Linked DNA regions of Homo sapiens: region 2 is linked to region 1. A link is a loop called in an ENCODE intact Hi-C map of the cell type or tissue named here. Cell type or tissue: tibial artery. All regions are shown on one strand. Links, peaks and the distances in the headings refer to the core of each region. The heading gives the core; the rest is flanking DNA.

Region 1 (8,344 bases), core at 79-8,078:
CAGCGAATTTCAAGGTAAACAGTATTCTTGTTTCTTACACAACAGAGGACAAAGCTTCCTAACAAAGTAAACACAGAGAAATGTCTGGTAACCATCTTTTGTCTCAGAAGACAGGATTTCAATTTTTTTTTTTTTGAGATGGAGTTTTTCACTCTTGTTGCTCAGGCTGGAGTGCAATGGCATGATCTCGGCTCACTGCAACCTCTGCCTCCAGGTTCAAGTGATTCTCCTGCCTCAGCCTCCTGAGTAGCTGGGATTACAGGCATGTGCCACCACACCTGGCTAATTTTTTGTATTTTTAGTAGAGACAGGGTTTCTCCATGTTGGTCAAGGTGGTCTCAAACTCCTGACCTCAGGTGATCTGCCTGCCTTGGCCTCCCAAAGAGCTGGGATTACAGGCGTGAGCCACCGCGACCGGCCTCAATATTCTTTTCAAATACTTACACAAGGCAACAAGCTTGGAGAAACACTATTTCTTGCTTATGAAATGCAGGACTTATAAGAGTTCCAAAATCATAAAAAAAACCTTTTCTTTTTCCCTAAGCTATGGTCAGAAATCAGGACTGTCATTCAGATCTCTGGTTCACTTCTTCATTGAGACGAGTGATGGTCTTTGAAAGCCAGACGCTGTGGCCTGCTGTCGGGGCTACCCACCTCCACTCCGCCTTGTTGTGTAGGAATGAGTTACACTTGTCAGGAAGGCTCGTGTCATTTGACATGGACTCCAGGATTGAAATGATTTGCTTGAATGATGGCCGTTTCTGAAGAAGAGAAAATAAGTAATCATTCGCTGGGACTTAAGAAAGGAGATATTTAAGAGAAAACGTAGATACTACAAGCATAGTAATAAACTCAACCCACCATAACAAAATAAAACATGATACAATGTCCTGATGTAGTTATTTTACAATCATCAGATCACTCAGGTTTAGGGAGCTCTATTCTTTATTTTCGGTGAACTATTCACAAGGAGAGATTCAGATGCTGTTTTCTATCGTGTGGCCTAAGGTTGGGATAATTCATGTTTTTTGTCCAGGAAGGGAGAAAACTAATTCTCTCTTTTAAGAACTCCTAAAAGGAAACAGTGAAGTCCTTTAAAAATCTCCGTGATAAAGCCAGTAAAAAGTTAACAGTAGACTGTGTGTGGTGGGATGTTAGTGTTCACTGTAAAATTCTTTCCACTTTTATGTTTGAACATTTTTATGATAAAGCGTTGGGGGGAAATCTACCTATCAATCTATTGGAACTAATAAAATTTTCCAAATTGGTTTGTCAGAAAAAAAAATTCAGGTACTATGCTGATTATCTGGGTGAGGAAATAATCTGTACTCCAAACCTCCATGACACACAATCTACCTATATAACAAACGTGGCCATGTGCCCCTGAACCTAAAAGTAAAGTAAAAACAAGAAAAAACCCCAATTTTAAAGCCATCATAACTTCACTGTTCTCAATATTTATTTTCTGTTATAATTAGCTTTAGTGCTAAGACACTGTAAGGTACTGTTCACTAGAAATGAGCAGTGGTTAAGTGTGTTTCTTGAGCTGGCAGTAACTATTCTAGTCTATCTCTTTAGACTCTAGCCAAGGTTGAGACAAAAGGTTAAAACAAAAAGAGAAAGATAATAAAAAGGATGATGCACATTCTCTCTTCATCATGCCTCGTAATTACGCCATTACTGAACAAATTATAGTTGCAGCAATTAAAACATGCATTTTAATTTAAGAGCACAAAAACAAGAAGAAACAATGTTGAGGTGGCTTGCTCTCAGGATTTAAGTGCTTCCTACATTACTAAGAAAAGCAATTTTTCCATTTCTCAGAAATATAAAAACCTAGGATATATAATGAGTTCTGCCATTATTATTCTCTTTCAAGGGCACTTGTGTGCATGTGTGTGCCTGTGTCTTTCCTTGAAGAGGGCACACATAGATAAATGTTACTGATATATATTAAGCCTTCTAATAAGCAAAGAGGAAAATGCCCTAAGTAGGAAGCTTGAAAAATGTTCTATTTATCTTCTTTAACTTTGTCCTCCTCTTAATTTCTCCCAGCATGTATCAGGTTTTAAAATGATTTTTTTTTTTTTTTAAGACAGAGTCTTGCTCTGTTGCCCAGGCTGGAATGCAGTGGTGTGATCATAGCTCACTGCAGCCTCGACCACCTGGGCTCACCAATTTTCCTGCCTCAGCCTCCCAAGTAGCGGGGACTAAAGGTGTTTGCCACCATGGCCAGCTAATTTTTTAGTTTTTTATACAGAGGGGTCTCGCCATCTTGCCCAAGCTGGTCTCAAACTCCTTGTCCCAAGTGATCTTCCTGCCTCAGCCTCCTAAAGTGATGGGATTACAGGCATGAGCCACTGTGCCTGGCCTGAAAAATGTTTTAATCATTTGCATAAGAACTAATTATATAATAAAGGATTTTCATTTTGCAAGGAAAAGCAGCAGGAAGAGCTAATGAATTTTTAAAGAATAATTTCCCTACATTTAATCATTCTTAAAATAAGGTGAAACTCTTCTGTAATTGGATGACCAGCATCCCTAGAAAAAATTTAATTTTATAGTCAGAACCTACTCTTGGATAGAGGTTATCAAAGTGAACATTTAAGAGGTGATAACAATGTAGATTTTTGTGGTAATAATATTCTATGAGTATTCTGGTTACAGAATACAACACTTTGTCTAGGATCTTATATAAATTCCTCTGAAGCGGATTAGGTTCCTTTTAGGCATCACATAGGATTTGCTTATTCAAAAAAAAAAAAAAAACTGGGACCATTTGTGAAGCATCTACATACATTATTTCTCTATTTGTTATCTTCATTTTATAGGTAAGGACCACAAGTCTCAGAAGAGTAGGAAGTGCCCAGCATCACACAGGAAGCAAGTTACAGAACCAAGGGCTCTGTTCATAAACTGTTCAACATCTTTTATCACATAAGGGTAAGATACTACTTCCTATTGAACTTATGACTTCAACTTACTATTATTATTTGTGGAGACGGCGTCTTGCTCCATTGCCCAGGCAGGAGTGCAGTGGTGCAATCTCGGCTCAGTGCAACCTCTGCCTCCCAGGTTCAAGTGATTCTCCTGCCTCAGACTCCCAAGTAGCTGGGACTACAGGAACGCGCCACCACGCCCAGCTAATCTTTTGTATTTTAGTAGAGACGGGGTTTCACTGTGTTGCCTGGCTGGTGTCCAACTCCTGAGCTCAGGCAATCTGCCTGTCTTGGCCTCCCAAAGTGCTAGGATTACAGACGTGAGCCACTGCACGAGACCAACTTATTTTTTTCCCTATTTAGAAATGTCATTTTAGGACCTGAACCAATACCCACCTTTCCTTTTTTTCTCCTTCTCTTCAATAAAATATTTTGAGCACCTGTTGTAAGCCACTAGAAGGACTTGACATTTACCTAATATCAGCTTTCTCTTGCATACATCACCACCCCGCCCCCGACCCTCATTGCAAAAGAACAGCAGTTCTATAGGTGGGCTGAATATTTTAATCTAGATGTTTGTTAATACTCTAAAAATTTAAGGACTTAAAAAAAAAAAAAAAGAAAGTACTTTATTGCTCTACATATGTGCATAGGACTGGCACTAACTTCTGGTTGAATTGCTACGTATTTCTAGCCAGAAAATGGATGTACCACTCAGGAAATTTACTGTGGTCTGGCTACTTCAGGCAACAACAAATTTGGCATCCACTTTCCAAATTGATGTAATGTGCAATAGGCAAATACATGTAACAATTACCTCTACACCCTTATAAAGCTTGCCGTCCATCTAGGAAGAAAATATGTCTTTAAAAATACAGCTGTACCAGGTAAGGCCCAGACTGTGGTTTAGGAAAAGTGCTAAGCCTGGGGTGGGATAAATAGAATAACCAAGGAAGACTTGATGATGAAGTATTCAGAGGAGAAAGTAAAGAAGGAAGAGAACTTGTTTGGGAATGAAAGTATGTAAGGTGTGTCTAGAGGAGATCAGCAGTGAGAGAGTTGGAAATGTGGGCCGTGGCCAGGTATATAACCAAATCAAATACAGGGGACATGTCACTGTTTAATCAGAATAAAATGACATGAATTTAGAAAATAAAAATCAATCTTAAACTTCCTTTATACTTCATGTGGCTGGAATGCAAGATTTCTTTGGTCCTAAAGAAGGGTTAGCTTACTACATTTAAAGACATGCCAGCTGCACAGCTTCAAGACTGGGCCTAATGTTCTTGTTGTGTAAGGTGGATGTACCATAAATGTACATTCTTAGAATTTTAATTAATGTGGTACTGAGTGCTCAATTAAGAAACTCAAAATTTGCTTTGCATACTGAAATCTAATCACAATTATAGAGATCTAGCTGCAATAATCAAATTCAATGCAAATAATTTCAGGCAAAATTTCTATTTATGTATCAGAGAGAAACATATGTCCAAAATGACTTCTACATCACAATGGACATATAACTAGTAAGAAGGGTAGGGAAGGGGTAGTATGATACCATTTTAACAGTATAAAATAAATGTTTTAAAGCAAGCTTGAAAATACGTGCTTATAGTTTCTACTGAACTAGTTGCAAAGTGTAGGCATTTCTCTTAATGCTTAAAAATCCCCATTCTACAAAATCATGTACTAAAAAGGAGCAGGGCAGACCATTCAAAAACCATGCAACTGTGTCATCAAATACTAATAAAAAGAACAACAATCCTAAATAAAATACTAACACAGTTTAAAAAGATTATTCTTTAGTAAAAATAATACTAGGAATATCTAGGACTCTACTTAAAAAAAAGGGTAAGGGAAGTCTAAAGACCAGGAGTGAAAGCAAAGATTTTGCAACATGTACGCAGCACAGTTTGTTGCTGGGAGAACCAGCAACAAATTCTTCCAAGTTAAGCCAAGCCAAGCCAAGAAGGAGCACGTGGAGTGAACAGGCTTCATGGCACTGGTCCCTTGCTGCCTTGTTGGCTGCATTATTACACTTTGTGCTCAGTGCAGAACAATGTGTTGGGAAACATTATGAACCATCAACATGAATTCTGTGTTATACTAACATAGTCCCCAGTCTCCATTCTCACCAATTGCTTCTGAGTTAGTTATTCCCATTAAAGAAACATATTGTAGAAGAACAGAGTATATTTTATGGCCATTCTTCTTGGGGGTCAGATTGGAACAGGGTTTACATTCAGTAAGAAATTTGATTCTTTAGTCTTTCTTTTTAGTCTCTGTTTAAAAGATCAGTTTTAATACCTCTATTTCCACAAAAAACTGGACAAATTTAAACTATAAAACTTTTGTTCCTTTCTTGAGTGTAACTGCTCTCTTATTCTAATCTTTAATCTGTGAGAATATGTTTTATTTTATTTATTTATTTTTTTTTTTTTTTTTTTTGAGACAGAGTCTCGCTCTGTCACCCAGGCTGGAGTGCAGTGGCGCAATCTTGGCTCACTGCAAGCTCCGCCTCCCGGGTTCATGCCATTCTCCTGCCTCAGCCTCCCAAGTAGCTGGGACTACAGGTGCCCGCCACCACGCCCGGCTAATTTTTTGTATTTTTAGTAGAGGTGGGGTTTCACTGTGTTAGCCAGGATGGTCTCGATCTCCTGACCTCATGATCCGCCTGCCTCTGCCTCCCAAAGTGCTGGGATTACAGGCGTGAGCCACCGCGCCCAGCCTATTTTTTATTTTTTAACTCATTATGGAAAATTCCAAAATATACAAAAGTAGAGATAACAATATAATGAACCTCTATATATTATCACTCAGCTTCAAAAATTATCATGGCCAATCCATTTTAATCTATACCATCATCCATTTCCCTTCACTTTGTTTTGAAGCAAATCCAAGACTAGCCTATCATTTCATCTGTAAACATTTCCATATGTATGCGAGAGTCTTTTAAAATGATCTTTGCAGGGAAAGGATATGGGCCATTCATGCTCAAATGTGATAACCACATGAAAGCCTAAGCTTTGGAATTTCTCCAACTCTATTGTGGAGCTCAAAAACATCACTGAAGCTGGACAGGCAGTACATATCAAGATGCTCTAGAAGCGCTACTTTTGTCTGCTCTTTGGCTAGAAAAGCAAAATAGTGCAGTGGTTAAGAGCAGGGACTGTGCCAGACCTAGTTCATGTCCAGCCCTACTACCTACTAGCTGTGTGGCCTTGAGCTCATGATGTAACCTCTGTATGTCTTGGTTCTTCATCTGTTAAATGAGGATAATTGAGGCATCTATTTCATAGAGATATTCTGAGGAATAAATGAGTTAACATACATAAAGTGTTTGGAACAGTGCCTGGCATATTCTAAGTACTGTGTCTTAGCCATCTCAATAGCATATAGGTGCAATAGTTATTACTAAAAATTAAAAACAAAATAATAAAATTATTTATACTGAATTCAGAATGTCAAAGCGTGCTATGAGAATGAGTTAATAATGAGTCTCTAGAGATCAAGATTAAGCAGAATGTCAACAGAAAACCTTAACAGTCAATCTGGGGCTCATAGGAGCATCAATCCAGCTTTGCTTTGTAATGAATTTTATTACCCTAAGTTTTAAAAACTGAAAGCCAAACAAGAGAAATTTCAGAATTCTAAACAATAACAAAAATACATATGTATACCTTGGCATCAGCTTCCCAACACTGATGTAACAGTTCAGCAAAACTTCTGGGGCAACTGCTTGGAATGGTTAATCTCTACAATAGACAGAGGGAAACAAAACAAAATAAAACAGGGATTTATTCATTAATGTCAGCAAACACCGTATCTGAAGGGTCATAATAGAGTTATTTTAAGAACATAAGGCATGAAATTTAAAGCTTCCATTGATTAATATGTGACAAGTGACAATTTATGTTTAGATCTGTAATCTCTAAAGACTCATACTTTTTCTTGAAAGGGAACTGTAGTGAACGGAGAAGTCAGGTTCAGTACAACTAATGCAACAAAACATAAAATATCTAAACAGAACTACAGTAGGAGGGGGCAAGTCGGAACTTAAATATTAAATATAAAACCATATGTCACTGTATGTTTATAGGCAACTTGCGATATATGTAAATAGGCCAGGTAACTAGAAACCAGTTTAGCTTTGGCAGTAGGTATACAACTCTGAAAACATCTGAGCACAGATCACAGAGATAATTTTAAAAACTCTACATTTCTCAGTGGTAAATAAGACATTCTGAACGTATGACTGATTACGGCTTTGTTTTGGTCAAACCCATATACTTTAAGGACCCGATACAACAAAAATTATAATGTGAGGATGGTCCTGTTCTAACATCCTACAGTGGTGCTTCTCATAGAACTTGTGGTGCCTCTATTCCACAGAAGCATTTTGTGTTTGTTTTAGAGACTGGTGGGTTGCAACCGACTTTTAAGTATAACAGGTCAGGAATGCTAGACAATTCAATATACCATACTATCCTGCATAACCAGGAACTCCCCTGTATCCCACAAAATTTCAAATGCCCCATTTACATTCATGTAAGTAAAACAAGCAAACAATGAAGTTTATAATTTTCTGGGCCTAGAATCTAACTCTAACTTACAAATAAACACAAAGTATTCTTTTGAACAGTTTTAAGATACACTGAACTCTGCAGAATGCATCTACCAAATAAAATAAATCAAAGGCTTATTGATTCTTGCATGATTCATAACTTTATCATGATTTCTGACATAACAACAACAGTGCTACTCCCAGTACTGGAGTCGTTAATACAACCCAACTCCATCCGGGTGCATTTGTAGCTGCTGAGTTCTATTTATCCCCTAAAACTGTTCCAAAATCTCCTCTGGTGTGGTCATGCTTGAGCATTTGTACACTGGAAAACATCTTTCATTTATTTCTCTTTTATATTACAGTTAGAGCATTATGTTAACTTACAATATAATGTGTGTAGGTAGTTGTGTTACCTTTGAATTTCACCTCAAGGGAGTGTAAGGGGTTGTTAACATAGTTGTTATAAAATGAGCATTGGGTGTGATGGAGTTGAGAACTGCTGTAATAAGTATTAAGACTTATTCCACAGTTCTGTTTGCCAAAGAAGTTTTGCAAATAAAAAACTTAAAACTGAACTTGGCTGGATTTGGGGGAGGCTATGAGAAGCTAGAAACATAGTTGCCTTGACAAGAAAACTGACAACCTGTATTCTGAATTACAGATAATCCTAAAATCAAAACAAAGTTGAAAAACAAAACAACTCTCTCCAAACTAAAGGCCGTGCTAAGCACTTTCAAACTTCTAGTCTTGTGATTTCACAGAATAGGACAAGATGTATTAAACTGTACTATTATTTTACTGTAAACTGCAGACCTTTTGATGAAGGTTAAAAAAAAAT
Region 2 (8,344 bases), core at 135-8,134, 120 kb after region 1:
TCAAAAAGACAATGTTCTTTTTAAAAAAGTCTAAAGTAAACAATCCTAGTACCCAAATCTTGGTTCCTAAATAATATACTCCAAAATCAGGTATATTGACTCAGGGCTTCTCAAAAACATGGCTGACTCCAGGAATGAGACAGGAACTAGATGAGCCTAGTACATCTTTTTGTGCCTGAAGTAAGAAAATCATAAAAAAATGACAGCGACATACCAAAAGGACACAAGAGCCAGCTGGAAAGAGCTCTTACTTGCTAAATTTGGGATAGTTTAAGCATGAAAATGAATAACACTAATGGATTATAACATTCTGAATTCCAAAAAGTCTTTAAGTATACGATCAAACAATAAATACATGAATGAATGGTTGACTAAAGGAAGAAAGGAAAAAATAAGGGCAAACTCACTTATGCTAGAACTTTTTACTTTCTGCACAGTAAACTGTTATAGTACTATTTGATCCAAACAAGAATCATCAATAGATGCTAAAAACATTAGTAAATGTTTGCTGAGGAAAGATATTTACTTAGCTTCAAAGTATCTACCAATAGCTTAATTATTAATTACAAAGGAAAAATAGGTATTTTCTTGTACTGTGGAGAAATTGGGTAAACCCCTCTTAACTAAGCATTCAAAACTAACATCATCAATAATGAGACTAACCAACATCACAAGACACCCATTAAGACACACCAAGGACACACAACCTATGTAGTTTTCCTGCCAAAACTACATAAACTCTGACTAGGCTGGGGGCTGGGGAGGAAATCACATAAACCCCAAATGAGGGACATTATACAAAACACTTATCCTATACTTTTCCAAAATGTCTACGTCTTAAAAGACAGAGAAAGGCAGAGAAACTGTTCCAGATTAAGCCGGGCTAAACAGACATGTCGATTATATGCAATATACGATCCTGGATTGGATCCTGGGTTGGAAAAATTGCCATCAAAAGCTCGCATTGCAAAAGTTGGCAAAATGTGAATATAGACTGTATAACAAGTAACATTATTGTTATCATTGTTACATTTTTTGAATTTGTTAATTGTACTGTGGTTGTGTTTTGGGAGATGCTGAAGTATTTAGGGATAAAGGTACATGGCATCTGTAATGTACTCTCATCGTTCAGCAAAAATCATACAATATATATGAATACATATAAATCAATAACATATAGAGAAAAAGCAAATGTAAAATGTTACTAAATGGTGAGTGTAGGGGAAGAATAAAACGTACTAGAGTTCATAGTAGTATTCTTTTAATTGTTCTCTAGGTTTAAAAAAATTTTTTTTTATTATACTTTAAGTTTTAGGGTACATGTGCACATTGTGCAGGTTAGTTACATATGTATACACGTGCCATGCTGGTGTGCTGCACCCACTAACTCGTCATCTAGCATTAGGTATATCTCCCAGTGCTATCCCTCCCCCCTCCCCCCACCCCACAACAGTCCCCAGAGTGTGATGTTCCCCTTCCTGTGTCCATGTGATCTCATTGTTCAATTCCCACATATGAGTGAGAATATGTGGTGTTTGGTTTTTTGTTCTTGCGATAGTTTACTGAGAATGATGATTTCCAATTTCATCCTTGTCCCTACAAAGGACATGAACTCATCATTTTTATGGCTGCATAGTATTCCATGGTGTATATGTGCCACATTTTCTTAATCCAGTCTATCATTGTTGGACATTTGGGTTGGTTCCAAGTCTCTGCTATTGTGAATAATGCTGCAATAAACATACGTGTGCATGTGTCTTTATAGCAGCATGATTTATAGTCCTTTGGGTATATAAAAATTTTTTTAAATAAAGTTTTAAAGAACTACAGAGATTTTAAGTAAATACAGTCTTTCTTTTTTGTTTTTAAATAAAGTAGTAGTATACCCACTAAAACAGAGAAAAGTAGTACATACTCACTACACTAGAGGTCTGCAAATAAAGTGAAAGTAAATAGTCTTCCTTTCTCCTCTCACATAAACAAAGTTAGAGTTTGGTATATATTTTCTCTACATTTTGCTAAGTTTATAGAACATATATTTAGTCTAATATTAAGTCATTCTTAAAGAGTCACATGAAATGAGCTGCGAACATTTTATTAAGTGTTCCATTGCTTCTAAAACTCATTGGCAAAAAACAACCAAGTGACATGGAACTGGATCTATAAATTTGGAAAAAATCCAGGGCTTATTACCTTTATCTTATCACTTAGAAAACACCTAGCCAGAAGCCAACACACATTTCATAAAGCATAACAATTATTTACATAAGAAATGTATATTTCCTTGCTAGTAACTGTCAACTCCTCGCCATAACTTTTTATGTCTTAAACTCATGTTATTCCAGTACAAATAGGGGTTCTTTGCCATAATTTACTGTGTCTCTTTATCACTCATAATCACTGACTAAGCCCCAAAGCAAAAGTGGAGGTTTTGTTTTTCCTACCTACAGGTTTATGAGTTATGCTCTTACAGTTTACTGGAATCAACTCAATTTCTGAATTACCTACATTCATGTTAAATACCTGCACGAAAGCAGGATTTGGCAGTTTCCAATTCCTGCTTTCACTCCTGCACTTTCCTATGTCATTTTCCTGGCTCTCCCAAGAATAGAAGAAAAGGTATTATGTAGGTATCCTTGGGGAGGGGGGAGTGGAGTGAACGGGTTACAATTAATATTTTCCTATCAAAATCTGTTTCATGTCTCATAAAATCTTTTTCACATCGAACAATCATATAAGAACATGTTCCTTTTACTAAAGTTGTACAATCTAAAGCTAAAATATTAGCATATATATAAATAACTGACTATAAATGGATGGAGCAGGTTTAGTTTTCTCTTCGTACCTGGTCAATTAGAGGTTTCAGAGTCAAAAACTAAAGAACAGGGGTTCTAGCCTCCTGGATTTCATTTGCCCCTCCTGGGGCAGCTTAATACATTTCGCAAAGCTCTATTTCCCAATCCATAAAATGGGGACAATAATGCTTCCTATAAAGGACTTAAAGAATTGATCAGCTAAAAGGGCTAGGTTCAGTCCAAGGTAAGACATGGATTTATTACTTGGCTACCATTAAAAATTTTTATTGATTGAGAAATGGGGGAAAGGGAAAGTGACTTTCTCATACCCAGTACCTTTCTGTTTTGTGTACGGATGGGCTTTAAAAGCTCTCCTTTCTTAATGTCTTCCAAAAACCTATAGATTCCCCAAGGCAGAGATCTCTCAGTCCTTCTAACCTGGCTTCAACAATTGGAAACACAGCTGGTGATCACACAATTACACAGCACCGCTGGGAGGAAACTCACAAAGTGCTACCATTTGGGTTTCCTTCTCTAATCAATTGCTATGGTTCACTGGCAGCAGTTAATGAAAAAAATGAAATCATTCAGGGAGATTAAAGGATATTTATGGGAAAGTTCACTTTAAAAAGATATTGAACAATAATTTGCCAAAACAGGGCGTAAATAGAAATGACCAAAACCAGCTCCAGAGGGTCGCTGCTGAAGTTATCAATGCTGCTGAGTCCCTGCAGGTCAGCTCTGTAATTACTTTTATTCTCATGGTACCAAACTGAATGTGACAACCATGTTATATCTCATTCCTGAGAAGGATGACAGTTCTAAGAACTCTGAGCTCAACTAGGACCAGCACAAATCCCAGGCTCTGAAAGCCAAGACCCTTTTCTGATTTTACTAGGAGGACAGCTCTCTGTCTGGCACCTATTAATTCTATATAATACAAAGACCATCACTGTTAGCCTTAAGTAGAGGTGAAATCCAAGAAACAGGTACTGCATATTTCAGTTAAAAAAAACAGTGTCTTATCTTTTAAAAGACAACTGCTGATGACCAGAAGTTCAAGCAGAGAAAATGGAAAGGGTATAAAAACTTCACACATTACTCTTTACCGACCCCTCTTGGCTGCCCAGGGAAGAGAAAAGCTTGAACCCTGGGAAGGTCTAAAATCTCACCTCTGCCTCCAGGAGAGCTCAGAGAACATTTGGTCTTTCATGCCCTGGAAAGAAATCCTCTTACTTCAGCTGACCCCTAGTAGAACTCAACCCTAAAGCACACGCTGCAATAATTTCTATTTATGGGGCTCCCAGAATGGAAATTGGGAAACGGCCTCGTGGATCAGTCCCAAAGGCCTTGCTAGGTCTCTTGCAGCCCTGTGACCCTCTAACTCGAGGTTGAAAAAGCTTACATAAATGGTATCGTGACTGTTTCTGTCAGCTGGAAAAGACCTTACCTCTTTCTCTATTTTGAGGAGCTTCTTTACAGCCACCTCCTTGTCCTGTGATATCCATTTGGCTCGATAAACACTCCCAAAACTTCCTCCACCGCAGTTTTCAAAAAACTGCAAGTCATCAAATTTAATTTGCACAAAGGAGGCACCGAGAGACGACATCTCATAATGACAAAGTATTATACTTCCACAAAATCTGCAGAAAGAAAGAAAAAGAAAAGCTGAATTACAAATATATTAGGCTAAATCCTCTGAATCCTACTTTAGATAATATATCATGAACGAGTCCTGTGAAACTTCCAGAAAGTCACGGTGACTTAGGAAGAAGAAAAGCAAGATTATAAACAATTCGAAAACACTCACCCTGGCAGCCCACGCAAAATTCAACAACAACCTGCCCAGACTTTGAAACACAGCTGCCCACAGAGAAATGGCTCAGATATCCCCCAGACAAAACCTGCAGCAGCACTTCCTACTCATCCCAAGGAGCTCTGCCGAAAGGCTACTGTGTCACCAGGTCTCCTCTCAGGAAGCCCTGACAGACGGGAAGCATGCTTTCCACAGCAAGCTTGCATAGCTCCCCTGGCATCTGAGGCATGCCACCTCTCCACGCTGCACTCACTTCACACAAAATATACACAACCTAAGCCACCGAGCATCCTGGTACACAGACAGCCAAACGGCTGCAAACTGAACACACAATAAACGTTGACTCCAAAAACAAACTTTCAGGTTAGGGATGACAGAAAAGCTGGACTGTTTGCCAGAAGTGGCTCTCTGGACTGTATACTGTAACAAAACTTAAAGAGTAGAAAAAATTTGCCCTTGATTACAATATATTAAGTCATCGAAAGAATACTGCCAAGGACGTTAAAAAATATTATGCTTGTTTCCAAAGAAACGTATTACCCCTCCCAGAGATTATTCTAGTGATCTTTCCTACAGTCTAAGGAGTTTTACTATTCTCCAGGTAAGTGGCCATTGTTAACACTGTATGCCAAACCATAGATTAGTGAGACTTACAAACACAAAAACTGGACTAAAATTGGGTTAAAATTTTGAACCTACATAAAATGCTTAAAATTAGTGGATAAAAAAGTTTGTGTACTATTTTATCCCATGTGTACTATTTTATGTGGTTTATACTATTCTTGCAAAAAGTATAAACCAAAACCTTAAGAGGGACAAATCTATATTTCTAGGACATTCTACAAAACATCTGGCCTAGGCTCCTTGTAATTATGAATGTCATGAAAGTTTTTTTTTGTTTGTTTTTTGCAGAAAAACTTCTAGCATAAGGAAAACTTAAACACAATGACTAGGCTGGATGTGGTGGCTCACGCCTGTAATCCCAGTACTTTGGGAGGCCGAGGCAGGTGGATCTCTTGAGGTCAGGAGTTCGAGACCAGCCTGGCCAACATGACAAAACCCTAAGCATACAAAAATTAGCCAGGTGTGGTGGCAGACACCTGTAATTCCAGCTCTTGGGAGGCTGAGACATGAGAATTCCCTGAACCCAGGAGGTGGAGGTTGCAGTGAGCTGAGATAGTGCCACTGCACTCCAGCCTGGGCAACAGAGCGAGACTCCATCTCAAAAAAAAAAAGGGAAACACGATGACTACATATAATTTATGATCACTGGATTCTGGATAAAAAAATCTATAGAAAATATTATTGGGATATTAGAGAAATCTAAATATTAACTATAAATTAGATGATATTATTTTATCCATGGCAAATAATGGTATTTTTGCTTTATAGATGGATGTCCTTGGATGTATTGCTTGGGAAATGCATGTAGCCATTTTAAAGTATGATGTCTATAATTTACTTTAAAATGGTTCAGTCCTCATCCCTGTCCCCCGACACACACATCCAAAAAAGTACATAGGAATAGAGAGAGGGAGAGAGAAAGCAAGTGTGCCAAAACGTTAAGAACTGGCACATCTAGGTGACAGGTATCTGGACATTTTACTACTCTTTCCATTCTTCTGTGAGTTTTTTTTTTTTAAATAAAAAGGTAGAAGGGGTTGGTTTGTATCCATATAAACTGGCAACATTTCTCCATAAAAAGCCTGGGGCTCTGCTGAGTGAAGTGCACAGGCAGCTCAAAGATCTTAGCATGCAGCTGGCTAGCCATCCCATTTCAGGAAAATCAGGTCACTGAAGAATGCTGATTTCTCACATGAAGTCAAACGCTGCTCTACTTTGGGGAGAAGGCGAGAAAGAGGAAGGGTTATTTGTTCATCCTCTAAAGTTTAGAAGATACACTCCACATAAAAATATGAGTGAGGGAAAGATCATAGTATCCAAATATAGTCTATAAACATATGTGAATCAACAGTTTATGTTACCAACTTTTTTGTAATTCCTATTTAGTTAAACATGGAAAAGAACAAAATTTGTATAAAATTCAGGAATGTTGCCAAGGGTAGGTATATAGAGTATGCAAGCTAAAAAGTTTGTTCAACCAAATGTCAAACACCATTTGCAAGGTTCCCTCAGCATTACAGACACTAGGTTTACATTTTTGTTAATTATTTTTATAAAAGCATTAAAATGAAATTGAACTACAAAGCTTATCATAAAAAATAGAAGTTTCCTGTCTCCCCATTCCCCATACCCAATTCCCACTCTCTAGACGCAACTAATTTCAACTCCTTTAGCATTTTCTTCTGGCACTGAACTCTGTATTTCTAAAGAATGTGCTTATATTACTATTTCTTGATTTTCCATTTTAGATATTATCTATTAACTTCTGTGGAAGACAAGAATTTAGTTCTCATATATCACCCTCTACCTCCATGCATGCAAGCATGGCATACTTGCCCAAACCTCCCAGCTTCCAACCGTACTGTAACATTTGGTTAAGTCAATAGTCAGTGTTTACAGTAATCCAACAAAGTAAACATTATTCCCAGCAGTGCCATGTAGGATTCAATAATTACATTTCCTTTCTTGGATAACGTTTGGATTCTCTTAGAGTTATCAGTTGCCCTGTTTTTGCTTTTTTGTTGTTGTTTGCTTAGCTTTTTACACTCCTAACACATTCCCCCCATTAATCTCTCCCACGAGCTGCAAAACTCCTCTCAATAAAATTAAAACAAGTAATTTCTCTTTTTTTTCACTCTTTGGTTCTATTGTTTTTAGAGACACTCCTTCTAGGCCCTTCATCCTGATTCAGTCTGGCTGGAATGGTTGCTCTCTAGGCCTGACTTGGACTGGGACTCCTGTTGGCTACCATCCTAAGAATTTCCTTCACCTTTTTCCTCTGTGAGAACCTTGTCTTTGGATTTCGCATCTTCCCTTTCTTGGTTTACTCCCTTGTTTTGATGACACACATATCTCCCATTAGTTACCTGAATAGAACACACAGAATAGAATTTTTTGAGAATCTGTATATCTTAAAATGTCTTGATTGGTAGCCTGGTTGGGCATACAATTCTAGGTAGGAAATGATTTTCCATATAATTTTGAAAGTATTACTTCATTTTCTCCTAGTTTCTAATGTGGCTACTGAGCAGTCTGATGTTACTGATTATTAACCATTTTTATATTATTTTTTCCTCTCTGAAAGCTTTTAGGATCCTCTATTGATCCCAGGAATCCTGAATTTTAATAGGATATGTTTAGGAATGAGTCTTTTTCATTCATTGGTAGGACACTCAGTGAACTCTTTCTATCTGTAACTCATGTATTCTAATTCCAAGAAAGTTTCTTGTGTTATTCATTTACCACTTATAGCCACTTTGACTTCATGTCATCTCATTTCCCATACACACACGAGGAACTGCCTGCACTTCCCAATATACACTGACCTCTCACATCTCCACATTTCTACACAGGCTAGTGTCTCTGCTTCAAATACTTTTCTCTGCACAGCAAACTCCTATCCCTGACCACCTCTTTGAGTCTCCTGAGCACAGCTGAATTCTCCCTCTCATGTGCCACAGCACCTTTCTTTACCCATTTATCTTTCCCACTTAATTCCCACCAGACTATAAATTCCCTAAAGTCAAAACTCAGTTCTGTTTACATCTGGATCCTCAGCACCTACTACACAGCCAAGTACACAGTTAGGCAGCTTTTCCATTAAAAAAGC

The links. Hi-C counts contacts between places; a loop is a spot of excess contacts. Peaks named below come from ENCODE experiments on the same cell type or tissue, not always from the same donor. Only the 100,000 strongest peaks of a DNase experiment are listed, where the experiment ranks them.
Region 2: a loop joins it to region 1, with 5 times the contacts of the local background. A loop is called at or near these places in 26 of 110 quality-filtered maps.

What each region holds. Positions count from the first base shown.
Region 1 is chr2:173,202,146-173,210,489 of GRCh38, reverse strand. It overlaps MAP3K20 (mitogen-activated protein kinase kinase kinase 20), which reads right to left. Exons shown (of 20, transcript NM_016653.3): 9 at 6,620-6,694; 10 at 655-761. MAP3K20-AS1 (MAP3K20 antisense RNA 1) reads left to right here. Exons shown (of 8, transcript NR_033882.1): 6 at 545-843; 7 at 2,832-2,943. Among named protein-coding and RNA genes, the nearest start is that of MAP3K20-AS1, 76 kb to the left of the region's middle. In tibial artery, for the core only: no CTCF peak of the experiment used is centred there; a DNase peak (open chromatin) is centred at 4,899; H3K27ac peaks cover 7,754 bases.
Region 2 is chr2:173,087,092-173,095,435 of GRCh38, reverse strand. MAP3K20 (mitogen-activated protein kinase kinase kinase 20) reads right to left here. Exons shown (of 20, transcript NM_016653.3): 2 at 4,246-4,438. The coding sequence starts at 4,404. Among named protein-coding and RNA genes, the nearest start is that of MAP3K20, 15 kb to the right of the region's middle. In tibial artery, for the core only: no CTCF peak of the experiment used is centred there; a DNase peak (open chromatin) is centred at 4,093; H3K4me3 peaks cover 768 bases; H3K27ac peaks cover 7,518 bases.